Regions from separate parts of the Mus musculus genome. Here regions 2 and 3 are each linked to region 1. A link is a loop called in an ENCODE intact Hi-C map of the cell type or tissue named here. Cell type or tissue: gastrocnemius. All regions are shown on one strand.

Region 1 (8,000 bases):
TGACCGCTGATAGACATAATTGGACTGATTATATTAGAAAATTTGTAGCAGCTGACACAAATTTCAAAAGGCTAGTATAAATTAGAAAAGAATAATAAGAGCTCATTGTGTGTAGATAGGAAAATTCTAGAATCACACCACTTTTGGGTTAATTAAGGCAGTTACACTTAATTTTGGCGAACACACTAGCTTACTTGACATCCTGTATAATATAGTTTATTGTATTAATACAAATTCACCCAGAGTAGGAGTATCTCAAACTTAAGGGAAAGAATATAAATAAATAAGAACATCTGGTGGAGGAATTGAAGCAGATGTACAGATTGAGGTACATCAAACAAAAGGTCCTTATTGTCTCAGTGACTGGCTGGTGCTGTGTAATATAAACACCTTAGAGAGATGGAATTAATTGTCCAGACATGTCAGCTCATACCAGAAGATATCCTTGAAGCTTTTATCATTTGCAGTTACAATAGTATTTATTGCTGATGCTTAGACTGACAAAAGCTATCCATAAAATGCGCACTAACACACAGAAATGCCAAGTGTTTGGTCTGTTTATTGGAGAATGGTTTGCTGAAATGTGGCAACAGACGTACCTCTTAAACTTCTCACATAGAATTGCACACACGGATAGCTCATTCTTCCTCAAACACAGATTCCCTGACGTCATTCCCTGATCCTGCCATCATGTGCACGGGGCTATCTGTCCAGGGTGTGCAGCACTGGGATGATCATGTGACACAGAAGTTGTTAAAGCAGGGCAGTGACATGGCCTTAGTCCCAAATAGTTCTGTCCGATGTAATGTGGGAGATTGTTTTTTTTTTTTTTTTATGCCTGAGGTCTGTGAATTGGACAAAATGACAACAACTTATTACTCAAAAATCTCAGTGTCACCATTGTTTTTGACATATTGCAAAGCCAGAGAGGACAGTGTACCTACCTGATGTCATATTTTAACAATCTTTCTGGAGACTTCTTTTATAGATTCTTCCTTTCTCAAATAGTTATAATTATATTAAACAACAAACAGATATATAGTTATGGTGATTATTCCTTCTCTTTCTCCTTGTGATTTTAATGACAACGAAAAGTCAAAATTCTGAATTCCGAGTGAAACTGGGAAATATCTACAAACACAGCAAGCCTCCCTTGTCAAGAAGAGAGAGAAGCACCAGCCCCCAGTGTGAATCCTACAAGCTTGGTGTGTCATGGCTAAGCAGCAGTCTTAAGCCTACTTCTTTAAAAGAAGGCAAGCATAGGCCTTAGGAAACGGGAGCATACAGTCACAGCCCAAGCCAGTTTGCCAAGTCTAAAAGGCACAGTGAAGTATCTCCACGAGCTACAATGTGACCCCCAGACAGCACTAAAACACATCAAAATGCTTTTTCTAAAGGGCTCTTGGACACATAGCGAAGGGGAAATGCTTAAATAGTTAGAAAACAGCTCAGAGTCTCCCTTACTTATCTTTCTAGCAAACTCTAGACTGACTGTCCCTCTTAATAGTCCATCACCACTCCCCATTTGCCACCCTCTTTCCTTACTCTCTGAGCTTGTTCTCTTGTTCTTGGGTTATAGTAAAGCTTCCTTGTTCTCATGTAGAATACACTTTTCCCTTTTCTCTGCTTTTCAGTGTTTGCATGTGTTGGCGTGTACTCTGCCTCTTGTTGCTGGAATGAATGAAACAAAATCAACTTAAGAAAGCAACACCTTGAGGCAGCAGGAGTTTGAAGCATCTGGTCACAGCAGCTATACGAAGCAGAGAACAGGGGCCTGGGAAACTGGCTCAGCTATTAAGAGCACTTCCTGATCTTCTGGAGGAACCAAATTCAGTTCCCAGCACCAACCAGCCTTACAAGCAGCTGTAATTCTACTTTCAAGGGATTCACCATCCCCTTGGAACGTCTGAACACCAAGTAAATACACAGTGTATGTTCATGCACTTGGGCAAAACACTAATACAAACAGAATAAAAATAAAATTTAAAGAAGGAAAGAACAATGAATGAACATATGCAACTTATTGTTCAGCTCAATTTCTCCATTTTATATTGTCCAGGGTCCCCTGCCCATGGAATGGTCCCACCAACAGTTAAAATAGGACTTCCATATCAACGAGTATAATCAAGGTAATCCCCCTCAGGCATGCGCAGAGGCTCATCTCTCTGGTAACTCTTGATTCTGTCAGGTTGACCATTGACAGAAGGAGAACATGTCACTCCACTCAGCACAGTAAGGGCTTGGCAGTTCAGCTATGCAATAAGATTCTCCTCAGAAAGCAAGGGGAGGAATACTGTAAGCGCATAAGATCCTTTGTGTTTGTCCATAAATGTAAATGTGAGTCCCTAAAACATTTGAAAAATTACAGCATCATGGTATCTCATATGATAACCACAGAACGGGGGCCAGGCCAGGCACTAGGAAAGACCAGTGTTTCACTTTCAGCCGTAGCAACAAAGAAAGATGGGGAAGAAGACGAAAGGGAGTGGACGGAGCATGGGCTGGGGAGGAGAAAAGGGGTTTGTAGGCAATGAGTATTTTAAGAGTCTATCCAAAGCTTCCAAGTATCTGCTACATGGAAGAAGAAAAATTTGGAAAAATGCATCCGTCCATGTACTGTTGTAGAAAATAAATGTCTGTGGCATAAATATTATTGTATTTGTGAACTAATACAAATGGGGAAATGTATATCTGTTAATATAATATTAAGAACTCTTTTCTCTATGAGATTTCTAAACCATTGATAATCTTTAGAGAGAAATTCAGTTTCATTCATAATCTGTATGCGAATATTCATGCACAGGAAACACAATTTTTATAAAATGATACTAATTTTATATGATAGTATGATAATAATGTTTATTATTTTTAGCATGTAGCCTTTTTAACTCTCCCAAGGACAATTTCCCGTTTATTGTTGTTTTTATTTTTTGTATAACTGTATGTTTATTTAGGCACATACATACACAGAATATTTTCTCAGCAATTGAAGAAATTCGACTCTTTATTTATTATTATTATTATTATTATTGTTGTTGTTGTTGTTGTTGTTTTGAGACAGGGATTCTCTGTGTAGCCCTGGCTGTCCTGCAACTCACTTTGTAGACCAGGCTGGCCTCAAACTCAGAAATCTGCCTGCCTCTGCCTCCCAAGTGCTGGGATTAAAGGTGTGTGCCACCACGCCCGGCCTTGACTTTTTAATGAAATAAAAATGACTACAGTAAATTGGAGAAGCACAGAACAGTTTATCCAGTGAAAACTCCCCCAAGGACAATTTCCCAGTTTATTGTTTTTATTTTTTGTATAACTGTATGTTTGTGTGTATATGTAGAATTGTTATTGTTGAATTTTTATCAGTATATTCTTGTATGGCTCATGCTTGAAATTGAAATGTCAGTGTTTTATATTTCCCCTTTTTATATCAGCATGTCCTTTTCTTCTTTTAATATTTTGTTAGCACCACACATGACCTTCCTTATTCTGCTTTCCTTTTCCACATACACACCCAGTCACTGGCACCCACTCTGTGCAGAAATATATTTTAACTTCAAATAATTTCCACACCTACTTTGTTTAAAGAAGAGCTACGAAACATTAAATTTAATTTATGAATCCCTCTATTTGTGTTCCAGTCCTCTGCACGTGCACACACACACACACACACACACACACACACACACACACCACACTGTGTTGCTGCTGTGTCTCTATATGGCAATGACATTAGAGTTTTTGGCAAAAGGCAATGTATAATCAATTATCACCTGTCACAAATGGCTTTTAAGATCCAGCCAGATATTTCGGAAACAGTGCTTAGCTCCAGCAAGGAGGGAAAAGTCTCCCCTTGAAAGCAGTGCAGCCCTCAGCCTCAATCCTCCATCCAAAGAAATTTCGACAGCTCTCAGCTTAGTCAATACAAAACAGCATCTTGCAACTTACATCTGAGAAAATCTGTTTTAGCATTTCAAAACTGGTTTATTGATATGATTGTTGCTAAGGAATGACAGCAAAGCCTTAATCATTTTTTTTTCCTCTGTAGGGAAATAAGAGTCTTCCCAGAACCAGTTACTAGCCAACGCCTGATCTTGTTTTCGCTGTAATGTTTAGTTTGATTTCAAACTCACCCACTGAGAAGAACTAGAATTTGGACCCTCTGATCCCACTACAGATACACTTTCTTTCCTCCTTCTTCTCCATGAAGTTCTTCCGAAAGATAAAACTCAGCCATTGTCTGTCCTTCCAGCCAGAGAAAAATACCAATACCCAACCCAGATGTAGTTGTATATTTTCAAATTTCATCATTTTCTCCACACTAGGGATTTAGTAAATGCTACTAAAACGTAAACACTTTTCCTGAATGATGTGAGTATTAGCAGATGACTTCAAGCCAAGCCTCCCCACCACCTCCATTTAAAAAGGTCCAGTAACTTTCCTGGTGATGGTCTTGCTGGATGGACACCCTGAAGATGGCTGTATTTCTGCAGGCTCAATCCCTCATTCGTGAAGGCTGAATTAGATAGTCTGATGATGGTTTTGAACTTTAGCATCCTCAGTGCTTCTGGTTAAATCTGTGGACTGCCTTTAAAAGGAAAAGCTTTCCTAAGCCTCCAGAGGGCAGTCCCATACCAGATGTTTTGATGGATACAATCAGTGAGTTGGGTAGAGAGACATAGACCCAGTCCTTTGCTCAGGCCAATGTATAGCTGACCAAGTATATCTGCTGCCATGTAGGGATATGAGTTGGGGTGAGTATGGGGCAGAAGTAAGCTGTCCATATTGATGTCTAAGTAATCAAGGATTATAGCTGGATGTCTCACTTATGATAGTCTTCATTTCAGTAGTGCCCCGAGACATGCAGGCATTAATCCCATAAACTGGCCACAGATTATAGATTATATAACTATAATCTGAGTCTTGGGGTTTAAAGTAATAACACTATGTATGATTATATATTTGTATATGAGTTTCTTAATAAAAATATGCTCTAAAGGAATAAATTTGACTCAAACATTTGCATTTTTTAAGTTCATACATGCAGTTCTCTTAGCTATCTGCAGCTCACTTCCTAAGGCCATAGTTACTTAACAGTAGATCTTAGAAGCTATAGGATCCAGGATTCTGTAAAGTAGTTTTTGTGGGTCTCTGTGGATTTGTACTCCTTTCTTCTAAAAGATAAGAAGCAGGAAATATTCTCTATTATCAACAGACTGACATTTTCAAGTGGGTCACAATGATAGAAGTAAGAGTAGTCACACTTGTTAATGTTTCCAAGGAGAAAGGGAATCTTAGGCATCTAGGGAAGTTATGTTTTAGGAGCATAAATAAGCATATATAATTGGATTTGCTCTCTCTCTCTTTCTCTCTCTCTCTCTGCGTGTGTGTGTGTGTGTGTGTGTGTGTGTGTGCTGTACACTGATGACATTCATAAGATACAGTTACAGTAGCCTTTTCTTCTAATATACCCAGCTATCAATGCATAGGGATGGTCTCACATTAAAGTCATGACCACTGGCTTCAGTTGGGCTCTGAGCTGCCTGAGATCACTACGCCAATTCTTTTTGCTAGCCACGCCTTCACTCTTCTGTATCTTTTGTCTTTTTCTTTCTCTTGTAGCACCTCATCCGACTTCCTTAAGTTCCCGGCATGGTTGTCTTCACACCTGTGTTGCCACCACTAATTATATGAAACATATAACTCTCTATTCCTATTGTTTTCTCTCAGTTTTCTGTTTATGGATGTGTTAAAACCTCTGACCTATGACTGGACCCCAACCTTTCTTTTTTCCCTCCTACCTCAGGGCATCTATCAAGGGCTACATAGCACATCCCTAAAAGACATGTGTGAAGAGTCCTAACACCCAGCACTTCACAGTGGGACTGTGTTGGGAGATGAAGGTAAATATGGGCCAATGATGTTATTGGGGATGACCCAGCACCATGTGACTGGTGTCTTTCTGAGGAGATAAGAACACGGGCACATGCAGGGGAAATATTATGTGAAGACTGAGGAAGAAAACAACTCCAATTCCAGAAGAAGACAACAATGACAAGAGTCTGATCTTGGGCTTCTGGTCTCTGAAATGTCAAGGAAATGAATTTGTGTTCTTTAGAAAACTGTAGGGTTATTGGGCCCTGCCTCTGCTCTGTCACAGGGCCCGCTGCTTGGGGAGGCAGGATGCCGGGAAGTTGACTTACCCCAAGCAGTTGCCTGACCAGTGTTGGGACACTGCTCCAGGAGTGGGGAAGTGCAGTCTGAGGTATGGGACAGCTGGACCTGGCTTGGAGATTCCTGGGCCTGCAATGAGTCTGGGGCCTCCTGGTTCTCAGGCTCTCTGACACCCAGGTATTGCTGGGAGCCCTGGAAGAGCTGAGAATGGAGTGGGGGCCCTTGAGTGGGCTGGATGTAGCCCAGGCTGAGGGGAAAAATGGGGTAGCTCTGGCTGGTCCCAAGAAGGTTGGGGGAGAGACCTTGGCTTGAAGGCAGCACGCTTGGCTTGATGACAGCCATGGCTGCGAGCAGAGAGAGGCCTTCTACGGGAGATTAGACAGTGGCTCTGTAGGCAAAGAGCTTCTCCGTGACTTTCTATGGCAGATCCCTATGAAAAGAGGCAGTCCATGGTTTTTTGTTGTTGTTGTTTGTTTGTTTGTTTTTTGAGACAGGGTTTCTCTGTGTAGCCCTGGCTGTCCTGGAACTCACTTTGTAGACCAGGCTGGCCTCGAACTCAGAAATCTGCCTGCCTCTGCCTCCCAAGGGCTGGGATCGAAGGCGTGCGCCACCACTGCCCGTCTCAGTCCTTAGTTTTAAGGCATTTGTTGTCATAACAGAAAGTAGATGAATAAAACTGTGCCCTATTTCTCAGGTGGGCCTGAGATTAAATATCTTTTGCAGGGAGGAGTGTCTGGGAAAGAACTAAACCTCCAGGCCTTTAGATACCTTATTAACATGGAGATCTGTCTTGAACCTATGTGAACACAGGTCACATCCTCTACCTATGGAGGGGTTAGGGGCATTGCCCTTACATGACTGATACCCACAAATCTATGGAGGGCTGCGACTAGTGACAGGGGCCTTGTACCTGGGAACAGGTGAAACGCCTACTGTCCCTTCAAGGTCTCCAGGGTTTCAAACTTTAGCTCACTCTTCACACTTGAGCTCTGACTGCCCCAGCCCCACCTGTAGACTTTGCAGACTGCGTTTCAACAAGCATTTCGGCTTGACTTACATAAAATACAACTTGATACTTGAGCTGCATTTGAGCGTTGTCTTTCTACATTACATCATCAATGGTCTTCTAGTTTCTCAAGGCAAAACTCCGCAGTCCCACTTCTCTTTTCTTTCAACCACGTCTTCTGCTCAATCCAGAACAATACCCTGCTTCTTTTAATGTGCCTAGACTAGAGCAACCTCTGTACCTCCATGGTGCAAATCATTGTCACCTCTGTCTTTCTTGTAGCCTTCTAGCACCTTGTCTTGTCCCCATTCTTGCTCCATAGTATTCAACTCAGTAATCAAGGTGATATATATATTTTAAAAACCGTAAGTTAGGCCTAGAGCAATAGTTCTTTTTTTTTCCATTTTTTTATTAGGTATTTAGCTCATTTACATTTCCAATGCTATACCAAAAGTCCCCCATACCCACCCCCACTCCCCTACCCACCCACTCCCCCTTTTTGGCCCTGGCGTTCCCCTGTACTGGGGCATACAAAGTTTGCGTGTCCAATGGGCCTCTCTTTCCAGTGATGGCCGACTAGGCCATCTTTTGATACATATGCAGCTAGAGTCAAGAGCTCCGGGGTACTGGTTAGTTCATAATGTTGTTCCACCTATAGGGTTGCAGATCCCTTTAGCTCCTTGGGTTCTTTCTCTAGCTCCTCCATTGGGAGCCCTGTGATCCATCCATTAGCTGACTGTGAGCATCCACTTCTGTGTTTGCTAGGCCCCGGCATAGTCTCACAAGAGACAGCTACATCTGGGTCCTTTCGATAAAATCTTGCTAGTGT
Region 2 (8,000 bases), 620 kb after region 1:
AAGAGAAGGGGGATGGACGCAAGTAGGCCTTGAAATTGGCGATTAAAATGCAAGGCTCGGGCCAGGCCCCCAAATTGGTTCCGGCGAATTTAGGGAGGCTCAAGGTATTTATGCCAAGAAAAAGGAACCCCCGTCGGAGTGAGGCAGGGAGTCAGCAGGCAGGGCCTCCCTCCACTCGCGGGGATACCGGCTGGTGTTCCTTCTCCACCCGCCTCCCGTCGTCCGATCCGACACACTCACCCGGGTGGGGCTCCAGGCCGTGTGTCGCCGGGTCGTCTGTGTCTCCGAGTGGGCCTGCGGGACTCAGCGCCTCCATGGACAAGTCCAGCCCCTTCTCCTCCCAGTCTCGCAGTTTCCGCTTTTTATTTGAGCCGATCAAGGCTTCAACGGAGAAGGCATGTGCTCGGGAGCTCAGGGCGACTGCAGATCTTCTCCGTTCACTCATTTTAGCCGCCCGCACCCGGGTCTCCTCTAGCCCGCGCTACTGAGCTGGCAGCCCCGCGGCCGCACGCTCCGAGCGCCCGCCGACCCGGCCCTGGAGAGGCGGCGGCGCCGCGGCCGAAACTGGGGCGGCGGCTCCGCGGGTGATCTGCGCCCTCCCTCCGTGTCCTCCCCCGCCCTCGACCGCCGGATCAGACCGGTGCCCCCAGCTGCCCCAGCCTCTAGGAACTAGCGCGGGGAACGCCGCCCGCCCGTTGCATGGAGCACTGAGTCCAGCTCCCCACCCACCCGGGCAGGCGCTCACAAACTCTGCTGACTGAACTTCATCTTTTCTTTTTTTTTTTTCTTTTCTTTCTTTCTTTTTTTTTTTTTTTTTTAAATTCACTCCCTCTTCCTTTTTCTCCTCCCTCTCCCCCTTCCCCACTCGTTCTTCCCGTCCTTCCCTGATCCAAACTTCTGGGAAACTTTTCCCCCCTGAATTCCTCCCTTCCCGAGGAACAGGGGGTAGGCAGTGAGCTCCTGTCCGAGGGGTGAGGGAAAAGGGAGGGGGAGCAGAAAAAGGCAGAGGGGAGGAAAGCCAGCCCCCAGCCAATGGCAAGAAAGGAACAAGAGAAAGCCCGAGAGCTCGGGCCAATGGGGAGAAGGGAGAGACTGAGGCTCGGGCCAAGGCTGTGCGCTGGCCATCCCCAGGATGCTTCTCTGCCAACTTTAACCCCTGGCTTCCCGGCACCCGACTTGTTTCTCTGTAGGAGGAGGGCAGTCGGGACAGCTCAAAGTCAAAATCTGATCTTCGCCCTTATAGACTCTACAAGTCCAAATACGAATCCATACAGTTTCCTTCCAAACTCTCAGGATCTAATAGAGCTAGCTATCATACTCAGTTCAGATGCAGATCTGGGAAGCTGATGCTGTGACAAAATGCTAACCTGTCCCTCTCCTCAAAAAAAAAAAAAAAAAAAAAAAAAAAAAGGCAGAAGATATTTCTGATCATATCACCCATGCCCCCAGGGGCTTTGAGATCTGCCCAAATTTCTCTACGCAGGTTTCTACTGTGTTCCAGATCAATGACTTTCTAAGCGGGTCCGGTTAAGGCAAAACGAAACAACAACAACAAAAAATTTTCCTGCTGCCATTCGGCCTTATAACTGAACATTTCAGGACTTCACGCTCCTTGTTCTACCTGATGGAGGGAGGAGACAGACACGCTGAGAGTTAAGAGACCTGCATGGGCCGCTTAGCTTGCCTCGGGGTCTGCAAACTTACCCTGCTAGACTGGGCCCCTGCACCACACAAATAGTAACTTTCATAGCGCAGCAGACTCTGAGCTGCGCTTCGCCTATCCCGGGCTCTTATTCCAAAGAACCCACAGCGGGTGCCGGGGTTGGGGGTGGGGGGGAGATAGATAAGACTTCTGATAGCTGGGAAGGAACTTTTTCAAAATTTCTTCAAATCCCCTCATCTCCAGAACTTGGCTCTCATCTCTTACTAATGATCTCCCTTTGCTCCCACGCCTCACTTTTAAAGCTTTCAGGACCGTTCATTCACCACAGATAACCTAGGAACTTAAAACAACATCCCCCACCATTTTTGTTATCCAACCGCTCACCAAGTTATTTATCCTCATGGATAAATGGCATAAGGCCTCAGATCGCAGACTTATACGGAGGCCAAAAAGAGAACGGAGGGAAGGAAGAAAGAGGGAAAGAAAGAATAAAAAATCTCCTATTTCAGAGCAGAGGCCTAAAAGCCTCATTTCCCCATTCCAAAGTTCCTGGTCAAAATAATTCTATCCTGAGGCTATGAAGCTGGGAAAGGAGGAAAACTTAGCACCAACCGGGAGGCCCAGCAATAAGTCTAGCCAGGCGCTAAGCAAGGTCTGAGTAATTAAGTTAGATGGAGTACAGAGCCTATGAGCGGCTCCAAAGAACTAGCTGCTGAGGGAAGGAGGAAAGGGACATTGTGCCACCTCTGAAAGGCCACATTTCCCTGCCTGACCCAAGAACCAAGGAAATTTAGTTCCTGCCATTATCATTAAGAGCCCTCTGCTGCTGGAAGCAACAACCATGGATTGAATGTTCACTGGCCTTTTAAGAGGTAGGACTAACTTTTATTTTTTTAAATTTCCCTCAAATCATGCTCTAGCCTAGACAAGAGAAAGCTGGTGGCAGGGCAAACATAAAAAGAGCCTTCCTTGATGGGTATGTTGCTGTCAGTCCTGGGTTCCAGGGCCTTCCTGGAGCTTTCTATGACTTGAAAGTCCCCAGGCAGGAAGAATAAGAAAGCCAGGGGCATCTGCGGTTGTCCCGGCAGATTCAGGGAATACATGAGTGTCAGGGTGCCCTTACCAACCATCATTTCTTGTTGGAGCTGTGGCTGGATACTGAGTTCCTACAAAAAGTCTTGGAGACAAGACACTTTGGAGCCCTACAAATCTCTTCTCCTCCAGCAGCTCATGCCTGACTCTTTCTTCTGGTTTCATAGGGACTCTCAGAACCCTGTGGCTACGAGCCAACAGTTCACCAGGATGAGGAAGAAAGCTGTGGGTCACCTTCTAGACTTTTCCATTTATTCCCTCCATCCCATTGTCTTTTTTAAAAGCCACTTTTTTTTTTCCTATTTTCTGAAAGGCCAGGTTTGGACTGAGAAATGGATGTGTCATATGGGACAGACACCCTCTGTGGGCTCACATCAGTCCTGCCCCGCCCTGCCCACTACTTTGGTCCAGAAAGAGGCCTTGGACTGATGGCTCAGCCTTTAGGGTGCTTGCCACCTTCAGGCCCAGCAACCTGCATTTGATCCCTGGAACCCACAGGACGAAAGAGGAGCACCAATTTCTGCAAAGTTCTCCTCTGGCCTCTGCATGTATGCTACATGCATGTACATGCAGGAGCACAAGTGTGTGTGAGCACACACACACACACACACACACACACGGGAAGGAGAAAACTCACAGAAATATAATTAAAAACGTTTAGAGAGTTCTTTTAATCAGGCACCAACCCAAGCATTAGACCGACAGCATGAGCCCACCCATATGGCTGGCCACAGACAAAATGTCCCAGAGAAAAGGAAGCAGCAACAGTGCCTTCAAGGTAAGCATCAACACCAACCCTACCCACACCGCCCCACCCCTGCTCCAAGCTTATGTCCAGCAGGGTCCTCCACTCTGAAATCAGTTCATGTCTTCTTCAAGTCACACCCACCCTGACCCATATTCAGGTAGAGTCACAAATTAAGCCACAAAAACCAACCCTGTGAAAGTGAAGACAAACAGATTTGGAAACAATGAGAAAATTGAAGTTTCCCCAAAGTGGGAGGGGCTATAAATGTGCCCCCCCCATCGGAGTTCATCTAACCTACCCCTCTAAGGGTATGTACTCCTTAGTGTATAAATTTGTGTCCCTGGGAGAGGTGCAGGGGAAATAGAAGAAGATGGTTTGGTATATTTGGCTTGGTTACACAGGATACAGTCAAGAGAATGGAGAGAGGATGATGGGTTAACCAAAATGTGGACATGGCTGTGTGCATGATTTTTTTTTCCTTCTATTGATCACTCAGAGGTCTTCATAAATTATCCTGTTACCATCGTTTCTTTCTCTTTTAGCTTGTAGGGAAAAGAGTGGGGCTCCCAGCTTGAGACTGATGTCTAGGCATTCTCAGGGCTTCCCAGCTACAGGCTCCACCTTGTGACCTGAGCTGATTCTACAGGCTATGGATCTGCCGCGGGTCTATTTCAGGCCTGAAACTGACAGAAAAAAAACCCTAGCCGGAACTAGCCCAGCTCCTGCTTGAATGCAAGAAGGAAGGGAGTGTGTTAAAGCCAGAGACGATTCCCCAGGAGTCGCTGGACACCAGCAGAAACCTATGTGGAAATGAGATCTAGGCATAGCCTGTACAGGGGGTGGGGGAGATGTTAGGAAAGAAAGGGATAACACAAAGACTGCCCTCCTCCAACTGGCCCTGCCCAGTCAGCAAAATTTCAAAGGTAAAAACAGATTTCCTAGCATCAGGACAAGAATAAAGAAAAACCAGGCATCCCAGAAATGGAACCCCCACCCACATTCTCGGAGCACATTTTCTTTCCCTCCTGCACACTAAATACCACCTTAAATCGCTCTCTGCTAATGCCTCCGTGCGGAGGTGACCCACCAGCCGGCTTTGATTTCGGATAATTTTGAGTTAGTAATTGAAAACAAAGTTAGGAATAGCTGGCCAGCAGGACGAGTTAGGCTGCCCCTAAACACGTGGGAAGGACACTCTGTGCGGGCAGGGAGATTGTAATGAACTTGGCCATCAGGGGAGGTGTAAAATATTATGAGGCGACTACGGGGTGGGAAAAAATCATGGCGACTCCAAGGTGAGGTGTGTGCCTGGTGATCGGGCCTACTTCGGACCCCAAACTGTGTGACCTTAGGCAAGTCGATTAACAGGCTAGGACCTCAGTTTCCCTTCGCCATACCGCGAAGATCTAAGTAATTTGCAGCTAAGAATAAGCAAGTTATTTTGGGGACGGGGGACAGAAGACTGGCAGACCTAAGGTTTTATTCTGGTAGCTATCAAATCGTCTGGGAAACTGGAGCCAGTGTTTACCTCTTTCACTTCTGCTTTCAGACTGGCATTCCAAAGTAAAAGAAGCAAGGGGTGTGACAAGCGAGTGGCCTGGAGCCCTAGGCTGCAGCGGGAGGAAGAAGAGTAATTTAGGACAAGTATTGACCAAAGTAGCACTTTTCTTTTCTCTTGTAGCGCGCACCTCCAGTCTCCTAGGCTGGCTTTGGTTACCGACAGCTAAGACACTGCCGTGAGTCCTTGGCTATCCAACGCTCCCTCCCTGCCCCGCCCCTGCCCCAACACAGATTTTTTAAAAATAAAAGTCAGTGGGAGCAAAGGTTCTTTAATGATGTTTTTTTGTTTTCGCGAAATAAAAATCGTCTATTTTTATTTTAACCCAGCAGCGTGCCCACCTCTCGGTCCTTCCAGATGTTTGCAATAAAATCGCAGGTTTTGCCTTTGGGACTTGAAATAAAATTTAACGGCCTTCACCCCGTAATTATTCTCTTAGCTCGCCCTTCATAAATTTATCTGCTTTCTATCGGCGTTGGGGCAAGAGGCGAGTGAAGGGGGAAAAGCCCCGATTTTATATTTGTGACTATAAAAAAGTGCCACCCGGTTTCCTCGCCTTCGGCCGCCGCCGCAGTGTGGCCCGGCAGGCCGGGCAGGCGGGCCGCAACATTGAACTATTGTTTCCCTGACTTAGGTCGGCTCAGGAGCTTGGCCCCTCCACAAAGGGGGCCTTTGTGGCCCTGCTCGCTGCGGCCGCGCCCAAGAGGCGAGGAAATCCTGTTCCCTCAGGCTCAGCTCCTCTTTCCCTCTTGATTGGAGCTACCCAGCAGCGGGGTTTATGCCTTCCTTGGGCTCCCCTTCGCAGGAAGTGGAACTTCCATCCTGAGCAAAGCCCTTAAGTGAAAGAGGGAAACCTGTCTGAGAATCCCCAGACAGGCTAGTGTAACTTGTCTACCAGTTTTCACAGCCAAAGTCACGGTAGAGGAGAGCACTGGGGCCTCAGATTTGGGGCAGTGTGCACCCCAAATCAAATGTGTGCAACACCAGGCTCTACTCTCTGCTTGTACGTGAAGCTGGTTGACTATCTCACCTCACAAGCACATGTTTGCACTGTATGTATCCCTGTAGTCACCCGTTCTAGACTTAAACATAGATGACACTTTGCTAGGATACACAGCATCACACGCAGGCGTGCAGGGAAACATCCTGACCTCACACTCCTCTGTCCCGAATTTACAGAGGTCATTCTGCCTTTGGCACCTCTTTACCCAAACTTCAGCCAAGGCTCTGCCTGATCTAAAACTTAATCCATGTTGTTGTCTTTTGACCCCCTTCTCCTATCTGGGACACCTTCAGGTTCAAATAGAAGATGACAAACGGAAGAAATGAGCGTTCTGCTTCCAGGGCTCACTGCTTGTGAGAGTCACCAATTGCCCAGGGCAGGCTCTAGCTTTAGGCAAAGCCCGGAGAATCCTACCAAGCACTGGGAAGCATAAATAGGAGAAACTGGAGGACCAGCTGAGAGCAGCAAGGCTTTGCTTGCCTTCAATCACGTGGGGTGGGTTCTTGCTTGAGCCAGCAGGCCTGAGGCCAGAAAAGCCAAATCCAGGAGCCAGACACATCTGAGGCAGAAAGTTCTTTGGGGGTTTTTTCTGGTCCCAGGGCTCCCAGCAATTCTAACTTTGCTTCCAAAAAGTGTCTTCTTCTTTCCTCCCTGCTGGTGGTTTTGCAGGTGCTTAAACAGTTCCCTTTAGTCCTTCCTTTCCCCCATCCCCCCATCCTCTCCCTTTTCTTTTCTTTTCTTTTCTTTTCTTTTCTTTTCTTTTCTTTTCTTTTCTTTTCCTTTCCTTTCCTTTCCTTTCTCTTCTCTTCTCTTCTCTCCTCTCCTCTCCTCTCCACTTCTCTTTCTTTCTTCCTTTCTTTCTTCATGTATGTGAGGAAGGTGAGATATCTAAAGGCTTATTGGATGAAAAGATAAAGAAGTGCCAGGCTCTGCTGTGTGCAGAGGCACAGGCTTTTAATCCCAGCACTTTGGAGGCAGAGGCAGGTAGATTTCTGTGAGTTCAAAGCCAGCCCGATCAACAAATCCAGTTCAGGACAGCCAGGGCACAGGAAAAAAAAAAAAAAAAAAAAAAAACTTTCTCGGAAAATCAAAAATGGAAAAAAAAAAGAAAGAAAAAGAAAAGAAAAAGAAAAAAAAAAGGTGGAAGAGCAGGAAGAGGAGGAGGAGGAAGTGGTGCCAGTCTCTGTACTCTTGTTCTATAGGAAATTTGAGACATAATGATTCATTCTCACCCAGGTTTCTTGGGTGAAAATGAACTTTTCAGAAATGAAGCAGCCCAGGGCACAGCTAGTGTATCTAGCATTAAACCCTGTTGGAGCTCAAAGACCAGCAGCTAAATGTGAGCACACACTTTGAGGCAATAACATGTTGATGTATTGGTGGACACACACCCCGTGCCCCATGCCAGAAGTGCTTAGATTCTATTTGTCATCAGTAAAACAACCACATAGGAGCATAATGTTCTCTGTGGAATTGTGGGAGTCGACCCCACCCACAAAAGCTGGCTGGTGGACTCCTAAGATCCACCACTCTTGAGAAATTTCTGTCTTCCCCTGCCGTCAGAGAATGAGCTATTATTCAAGAGTGGATGAGAATTCTCCATAGTGGACAACTGTGCAGCTGCTGGAGAGGGGATGGACAATTAGATCTGCTTGCCTGTCAATGTCAGGCATGGCTGGAGCTCTGCTTACATTGCTTTTGTAGCCAGGTGGAGTTGCAGGAGCTAGTTATGGTATAAACTAAGTCACAGGGAGCTCTGATTTTTGTCTCAGATTCATGAGGTACTTTGTGGCCTCAACATCAAATGGGAACAATTCACTGATTCACCATTCTACACATAGCATCCCTGGTAATGCACACAGTGGGCAGATTACTAGTTCCAGAATTCTGGTTGTTCATCCGGGGAAAAAACTATGAGCCTTTAAAATGGCTGGGA
Region 3 (8,000 bases), 66 kb before region 1:
GCATTCGGTACATGCAGGGAGGCTTGGCTAGCTCAGAGAGTCTCCAGTCTCACAGACATGGGGTAGATTTAGAACTATTTTTCTTTCATATATTAAAAATTCTCCAAATTTCACTAGGCATTCCATATTCTAATGTGATTATAACAACTCTTTCACTAGCAAGTGGGACACAGCCTTTGGTCAATGGGTCTGTGATTTTTTCCTTCTATTAGCAAGAACAGTCAGCTGATACAAGAAGGACAAAGGAAGGCTGCTTTAGTGGTGGCCTTCTATAGCACGTTTTGGGAGGAGATGTCCGTGGACCTCTACCCAGAACTGACCTGAGAACCTTCCTTAGAAAAAGACATATAAGAGTCCTAAGTAAAATCCACACAACACTGAAGAAGCTGGAGTTTGCCGAGAGCCATTTAATATAAAGGGTCAATGCTCAGCTGGAAGGAAGGTCTTCCTGTCCTGTGGATTTACCACCTACTATCGAATGGACAGGGTTCGTGAACGTCTTTCTCATGCTAGTTTTTTTTTTTTCCTTTCAAAAGAAGACTTGGCTCTCCATCAGCGGAGGAGTGTTAGTGTGGGCTTTTGGCCAGGAGAAGAAATATTTTCATTACCTCAAACTGGCTGCTACAGTTGTATCTGTTAAGAAGGAATTTTTTAACTGTAAACTAAGTTGAGGTTCAATATTAGACACGTCGTACAATAAGCAAGTACAATATTAATGACCATGCATGACTTTACCTGACTCTCCTTATTAAGCAGGTATGTATCAAAGACCCTCTTCTAATTACATAGCCTTCATAATTTCTCATAAAACTTAGTTTGATATACTAGTGTGTACTGCAATGAGGGATCCTTATTTAGGAATCAGACCATTTGGCTATCATGTTTTCACAATAGAAAATAGAAAGAAAAAAGGCATGGGGATGCATTTGGACACTCTGAGGACTTTGACTCTTGGAATCATAAAGTGTGAGAAAGTAGCACACTAGGTATCTGTGGGGTACACATTCTGCACTCCTTCAGTCCCCAAGAGCAGAAGACATTGGATTTGACCTGAAGTGAGTTCTACCAGGGGTCAGTTACAAGGATTTGGGACCTGGTGATACACGTTTCCTGAGACCAACTCGGGTAAGCACGTGATGTAGGAGGAAGTAGACTGCTCAGGACTCATGAACGGCATCAACTCCAAAGCCAGTCCTTCTCTCGTCCCTCCTTCTCATTCTTTCCCATACTCATCAAAATGATGTCCTGGCTCCTCCTCCATTCACCTGCTATGAAGAGGCCACAAGTTCTGTGGAGCTGAAATTCTGTAAGCTTTAGTCATTGTGGAAGCAAGTAAAAGTGCCACAGTGGGAGAGAGGGCATGTCCCAAGGAAGCAGCTCACCACACCAGGACCAGAATTCAGTAGAGGGCTTCATGGCCTAAACCTGTCCTGACAGCAGTACCACCTCCCACTCATGTTAGTCTATCATCTTTATCCAGGGGTACACGGGAACCAAGGGCCACCACTCTCTTTGGCAAAGTCGAGCTTCAAGGAGTTTGTGTCTGCCACAGAGGTAGTGCTGTAGTTGGGTGTTCTACCTGGAAGCAGGCTGTTGGTATTTTCCCAGCAGCACCTTAGGATGAGCTGAATGTGTAAGGCTGGCTTAGAGGACATTTTTATTGTAGAGGCCATGGCCATCTCTAAGAAAGAATTGAGAGTACAAGGGAGTTTATTGCCATGGATCACCTACAGCTCCCTCCCATAGCATCCTACAGCATGGCAGGATGGATTGCTGAGTACATATTTCTGATGTTAGCCCAGGTATAAACCAATCTTATGTATTTTTAAGTGGAGGACAAGCTATATACAGAGGAACCCCTGTGAGAGAAGCTGGTGGCTCCCCTTTCCTCCTGTCCACTCCTCTCTCTCTTCCCACCCTAGTATCTACAAATTGAGGCCACTTCCAGCAGCCCCTTCGACAGGTGAAGAGGCTCCTGCACACTGCAGTCATTCTCGAGGTGAACACTGGTGCACCTTGGGTGATTAAGAGTCCTGGTTTGGAAGATAGCATGGTTTGATTCAAACTGTGACAGACTAAGTTGTTGAGGGCCTGGGTAAATGACCCAACATTGCTGTTTTCCATGTAGAAGTGAAAGACAGCAATAACAAGACCTACCTCTCTGGATTGCTAAAAAGATTGAGTAAAAAAAAAGAGTCTACTGAGACCGTTCTCTAGCAGTAAATACGCATAGCTGACATCATGAATATTAATGGAGTGGAGCTTCTGCTCTTAGATGTCATTGTCCTAACATGGATGCTTCAGGCACAGTGAACTTATAGTTGATTCAAGGAAAAACAATATCAGAATATCAATAATAGCACTGTCAAAATCAAGTGTTGACTTGAATGATAGTTTGTAAGATAATTTTCTCTTTGAAAATAATAAAGATGGCATGACTCTAAAATAATTTGTTTCCCTGGAAGAGAGTGCCTAGGTTTCTCTCTATCTGTCTGTCTGTCTGTCTGTCTCTCTCTCTCTCTCTCAAGAGTTGTAGGAGAGAACAGTAGACTGTGACGTGAGGTGCCTTTCTGTCAATTTGGATATTGTATAAACTCTCAGAAATTAATTAGGCAACATTAACCACAACCACAACACAATATAACACAATGCACTGTAGATAAGTGAGGCAGCTTTAAGCTGTGGATGTGTGCACTTGGTTTTAGTGAAGAGGTGTCCCCCAGAAAACTTCTCACTACAAGTGAAATCTGTTTCTATGCCTCAAAAGTGCAAATGGGTCCATTGTTTGGAGGGGGAACAGCACGTTAAGCTGGTTAATTTTTGTGGCTCTAGATATAAAACACAGATGTCCATTCAGGGCTAGTTTTTAAGAACAAAAGGAAAGAGAGTGAAGTTTCTGGCCTGGGGCTGAATTCTGGCTCCACCACGCCTTCAAGGTGTAATGAAGTTTACCACCTATTAGACTCGGGGTCTTAAGGGTTGATTTGCTAATTACATAAGTAAATAAACCCCATGCCTCTATCGCCTGGAACACTTTATTTTTCTTCAGGGTACCCACATATTAAAAAAAGATTCCCAGAATTCCTGGATTCGTTCAGAGGGAGCCTTGCTAATGGTGGTCTTTTCTGCAACAGAAAAGGTTCTAGGACATGCCATCTAGACTGCTTCATATTCATCCCACACACTTACCATATAACAGTTTTCCATAAATGCTTCTTGAACTAGGTGGCCAAAACCACACACTAAAGAGAACTTTAACACATGCTAGGCATGGAAAGGCTGACTGAGTGTGTGCTATTCTATCAGCTGCTCTTGGCACTGTGGAATGAACACTGAGATCTGAGTTAGAGAGAGAGAGTGAGCCCCTTTTATGTCTCGACAAAGTTGTGAATGTCTGATTCTCAGCAATGAGAACTCAGCAGCCTACAAATAGCTGTACTGTGTGTGCACTCATTGGCTGGCTGCTTTCTCTTGTCTTCATAAATGTTAAACATGATCTCTAAAATTAGTGAGGTGCTGCCAGAAGGGAAGGGCACATTGCTCAAGAGGTATCCAGTTCTGCCTTGCAGTCTTTTACCCAAATGGCCTTGTGCTAATCTTTAAGGCTCTGTTTCCTCATTCTGAAAAAAAAAATAGTAGACACAATAATGCAACCTTCAAAGGAAGGTGCGGGACTCTGATGGACAAATAATGTAGCCTCATTTTGTACATTATTGAGTACTGTACAGAAGGATCTGATCAGTACCTACAATGGAAGTTGCTGGCTTTCCAAAGAAAGTTCTGCAAACATGGGCTAGAGGAGATGCTTGCTTCTGTGGTTCTAACTTCAGACACATCCTTAGGATCTTCTTTGGGAGATTTAGCCTCTGGCTTAGGCTGGTTGATTGGTTGTTGTTGTTTTGTTGTGTTTTTGTTTTTGTTTTGTTTCATTTTTCAGAGTCCTTGGCCCATCCCAGCGATCTAGCACATGAGTCTAATTCAGTTTTGCTCCATGCATCAGAGAGTTTTAAGGCAGCTATTAAAACACCACATGGAAAAGCTTTGCAGGGAATTCTACTCTGCAGAGAAACCACAGAAACCACGACACACCTTAACTCTCCCCGCCCCCACCAGTTGGCTACAATTACAGCTCCATTATGCTGGCGCTCTCCAACCAGTTTTATTGCTTGGAGCAAAATCCGAGGTCCAAAGTGAACTTCAGAACATAAAAAGTAAGGCAGGCTCAGAAAAAGAAACACGTTTCTTTGGCTTTTCAAACAACAAATATTACATATCAGAGACATTCTTCTACCAGACAGGACCGGGGAGGGCCAAGCAGAGCCCTACTAATTGCTCCACAAATGTAAAATTGGAATCAGGGACTCACCCTAAAGAAAGGGCTCTCTTTTCATCAGCACACATTGAAAGCGATGCTCTTTCATCAACTACTTCCTCGGGCACTGCGCCTCCTTCTCCTTCTCTCAGATCCCCTCACGGTTGAGTCACTACCTTCCACGTTAAAACTTCTGACAGATTCCCAAGATGCAATTGTACCCAGTGTAGCTCTTTCCTCCACTCATCCAGCCTCCAACCTCATCTGAAATGTTACCTATCCACTAAGCTTTGTATCATATTCTGTGCTTTCACAGGAGGCTTACCCAGAGGAAGCAAAACAAATGCTGCGGCTGTCCTTGTAGCTGCTACTTAGTTAATGGTCATGGAAAATCCATGTTCTTGCAGTTAGTTCAAGGGTCTCCCCGACACTCCAGCTTGTGATTTGCTACAAGAACACTGATCATAGTTAATTCCTCCATCTGTCTGAATGAGGATACAATACCCCAGGTTACTTCTGACAAACCCAAGGATCCAAGACTACTCTGGTCACAAAGTCTATCATATTATATCCAATTCAATGAAATCTCCAGCAGATGACAATATTTTGAAGACAAATCTGCAGTCCCTACTGTTTTGTGAGCAGGACAGAAATGCTTTGCCTATTTATGAATTCTGTTTGTAGATCTAAAAATATGGGTCTCCAGATTACAATGTGAGACAGAAGAGCCAAGGGCAGTTCCAGAACATCTGGAATGTTGAATTTTTACCAAAGAAATGGGGACCGATGGGGTATCTCTAACTTCCCTATGGGTATATAAGAAAATGTATGGTGACCTATCTTAGGCAATAACAAAGAGGCCCCTGGGGTCACTGAGTTGGTTTCTTGCCTCCATTCAACAAAAATTGAGTTAACCCTTTAGTTCAACAAGCCCTTACTAAATGCGGCTGATGGAATAAACCACAGAGAATACATAAGCATATAACTAAGACAGCAGTTTGCAAGTAAGCAAGCAATGCATGTATCTCATCGGCTTAGCCTAATCCCTTGTTTGGCCAATTTATCAGGGGAACTAGGATTCTCTGTTCCTCCTCGGAGCTGTTCTAGGTGGCCATCTTTTCTTCTCCATCTGTGTGGGATCCAGGGTTTGAGGAGGTAATCAAGAGGCAGATTTTTCTTTAAGTGGGGAAACTGGGATAGGACTCGAAATTGACAGTCAAGATCAATCAATCTCGGTGGGAGTCCAGCCCCTCCCACCAGTCTCGGTGGTGGTTGGCAAGATGTTTGGGTGCCTAATGAAATCCTTAAGCCCTCTCTTCTAAGAGTGCTTGAGAGTTTTTCAGGGTTCAGCTCAACTATCCTTTTTAAGGACTCTTCTAGGAGAGATTAAAAGAAGCAAGCTGAGCATGAGGCAAGGCAGGGTTGAAGGTGGAGGAGTGGGGGGACACACACAGGCAGGGCAATCAGGTCACCCATGGCCTTAGCAGAAGCAGTTCCAATCATTGGAACTGTTTCTGGCTCATTCCTCCATCCTCACACCCGCATAACTCACACATCTCCTTTACAACACGAGCCTCATTTATAGCCCATGTCACAAGGCAGACCCAGTCAATGATCATGATAAATCTCAAGCCCTAGATCTGCTTATGGCTGTTAATTTTCTCCAATTACACAGGTACATGGGCTCCATTTATTGGCTATATCAGGGTAGTAACTCATAATAATTATTCCTTTCCTATTGGTTCCCTAACAGAGCTCTTACAATAGCTCTTTCAAAGGTGTAATAGAAAGAACACTGGACAGAGTATTGGAAACCCCTGACTGTTAGTCCTGATTCCAGCCACAGGGTTTTAGAAAAAAATATTTAAATACTCACAACAAGATCTATGAAAAATAATAATGCTTTCATCAGAGTCATTCATTCATTCATGCATTTATTCATTCATTCAACTAAAAGCCATTGAGGAATGACTAACACTGAAGTGGGCTTTGAAATAGAGTGGGTAGCCTAAGGCACCAAACCTCATTCAGCCACAGACTCTGCAGGGTGAAAAGTTGCTCTATGTTCAAACATTCATACCTAGAAATCAGTGTATGAAGCTTCCATATTGTTTATTACACTACTTATGATAAATTTATTCATTTTCTAGGAGGGTACTTATCTGGCATGACCTTAGAAATGAAAGCTATAAAGATAATCACAAAAAACAAAGCTACACATAAACTGATGGAGTGAATATATATGTATGTATGACTATCTGGATAGAACTCAAAACACAATGCCAAATAAAATCCAACCACAGAATTGGTTAGTATCATGTAAGAGTACCTGTGCTCCAATTCATCTTTTCACCCTATGTGTCTAGGATAAGCACCTCCAGTTTAGGAGGTATCAGAGTAACTATTACTCATTAGTGGAATCATATCCTGAGCGCTGTAGGCTTTTATTTGTAGGTCTATACAAGTAGACTCAGGCTGAGACACTATGCACTGGACTCTGCTGTCTTTAGTTACAGTTGCCCACAAGAGCATAGGTAAGTGGTTATTTACTGGAGTGTGGGTAATGGTAACCTACAGTGGTTACACTGCTGAAGAAGGTGGCACCCTTCCTTCCAGCACCATTAACTGTCATCAGTCTTTCATGGAGAGGTAGAGGCACAAAAACCTTTCCCTCTTCCATGAAAATAATGTTGCCAGGCTCAGCCTTGTGTAAGTAGCTGAAGCTGCAGTGAGCTCACGAGTGTGGCAGTCCCATTGTGTTCAGATGCACTGGTTACAGAGGTTGGCCCAACCTCAGCCTCTTGCCATCTCTCTGCCTCTCTGAGCCTTGGCTGCCAAGAGGGGTAGTAGGTATGCCTTGTTGGCTGCCAAGCACAGCACACATCACTCTTTTTCTGCACTTGGAGCAGTTGCTAGATTATGCTTTTGACTCGGTATGAAATCTTCTACTCTCATGCTCTCCCATCTTCTCCAAATCAACATGCCTACAATGGAGTCCTTTACTTGTCATGCTGCCCTCAAATGGCCCAATACAAACGTCTGTCCACAAAGAGTAAAAGCCATGCAGTTGATTCTATTAACTTAGTTTCTCAAATTTCTGTGTCTTCTAGTTATCTCAGCTTCTGATCCTCTCCCCATTTTCTTGGGTAGCCAAGAAGTCATTGGTGTAGCCAGTGACTTCTCTCCCCCTTGAAACTGCCCCTTCCTTTTGACTTTATTATGTGTATGCATTTTAATTAAAATAGAATTATATCAATTTTGGCCTTTCCATTTCTTCCTCCAGGCCCTCCTGATGTTTCCTCAGATCACTGCCTTGCTCAGCCCAGTCTCTTTCTTCAGCATGCCCCCCCCCCTTTAGGTGATATATATGATATAATTGTGACTCTTTGCCTAAGCACTCTAGCCCACTGTTGCCACACCTGCCTCTGAAGCAGTTGCCGGCTCCTCTCCAGCAATGTATCACTTATATTGTGCTCAGCACCTTAGTGAGTGTGTGTCTGAAAGCTTAGATTGCATGAGGGTCATGCTTGCCAAAGCACAGATCATTTGAATGGTATACCCTGCCTTAACTCAAGGAGTCTAGGATTCAGACTGAGACCTTGTATTTGACCAATATGTTCCTGAGTGAACGTGGTGCTTCTGGACCAAGGATCAGACTGTTAGAACCACTTGTGCCTTTTTTTTTCCA

What was found. Hi-C counts contacts between places; a loop is a spot of excess contacts. Peaks named below come from ENCODE experiments on the same cell type or tissue, not always from the same donor. Only the 100,000 strongest peaks of a DNase experiment are listed, where the experiment ranks them.
Region 2: it touches region 1 in a loop (4-fold over the local background); 2 of 42 quality-filtered maps call a loop at or near these places.
Region 3: it touches region 1 in a loop (11-fold over the local background); 2 of 42 quality-filtered maps call a loop at or near these places.

The regions. Positions count from the first base shown.
Region 1 is chr3:99,861,510-99,869,509 of GRCm38, reverse strand. No RefSeq gene overlaps it. Among named protein-coding and RNA genes, the nearest start is that of Spag17, 20 kb to the left of the region's middle. In gastrocnemius, a CTCF peak has its summit at 4,602 (motif pointing right); no DNase peak of the experiment used is centred here.
Region 2 is chr3:99,246,326-99,254,325 of GRCm38, reverse strand. It overlaps Tbx15 (T-box 15), which reads right to left and starts at 566. Exons shown (of 8, transcript NM_009323.2): 1 at 241-566. The coding sequence starts at 445. In gastrocnemius, a CTCF peak has its summit at 4,143 (motif pointing left); DNase peaks (open chromatin) are centred at 253, 589, 1,066 and 4,156; H3K4me3 peaks cover 4,689 bases; H3K27ac peaks cover 7,774 bases.
Region 3 is chr3:99,927,524-99,935,523 of GRCm38, reverse strand. The region is part of intron 1 of Spag17 (sperm associated antigen 17); the gene reads right to left. Among named protein-coding and RNA genes, the nearest start is that of Spag17, 46 kb to the right of the region's middle. In gastrocnemius, no CTCF peak of the experiment used is centred here; no DNase peak of the experiment used is centred here; H3K27ac peaks cover 1,163 bases.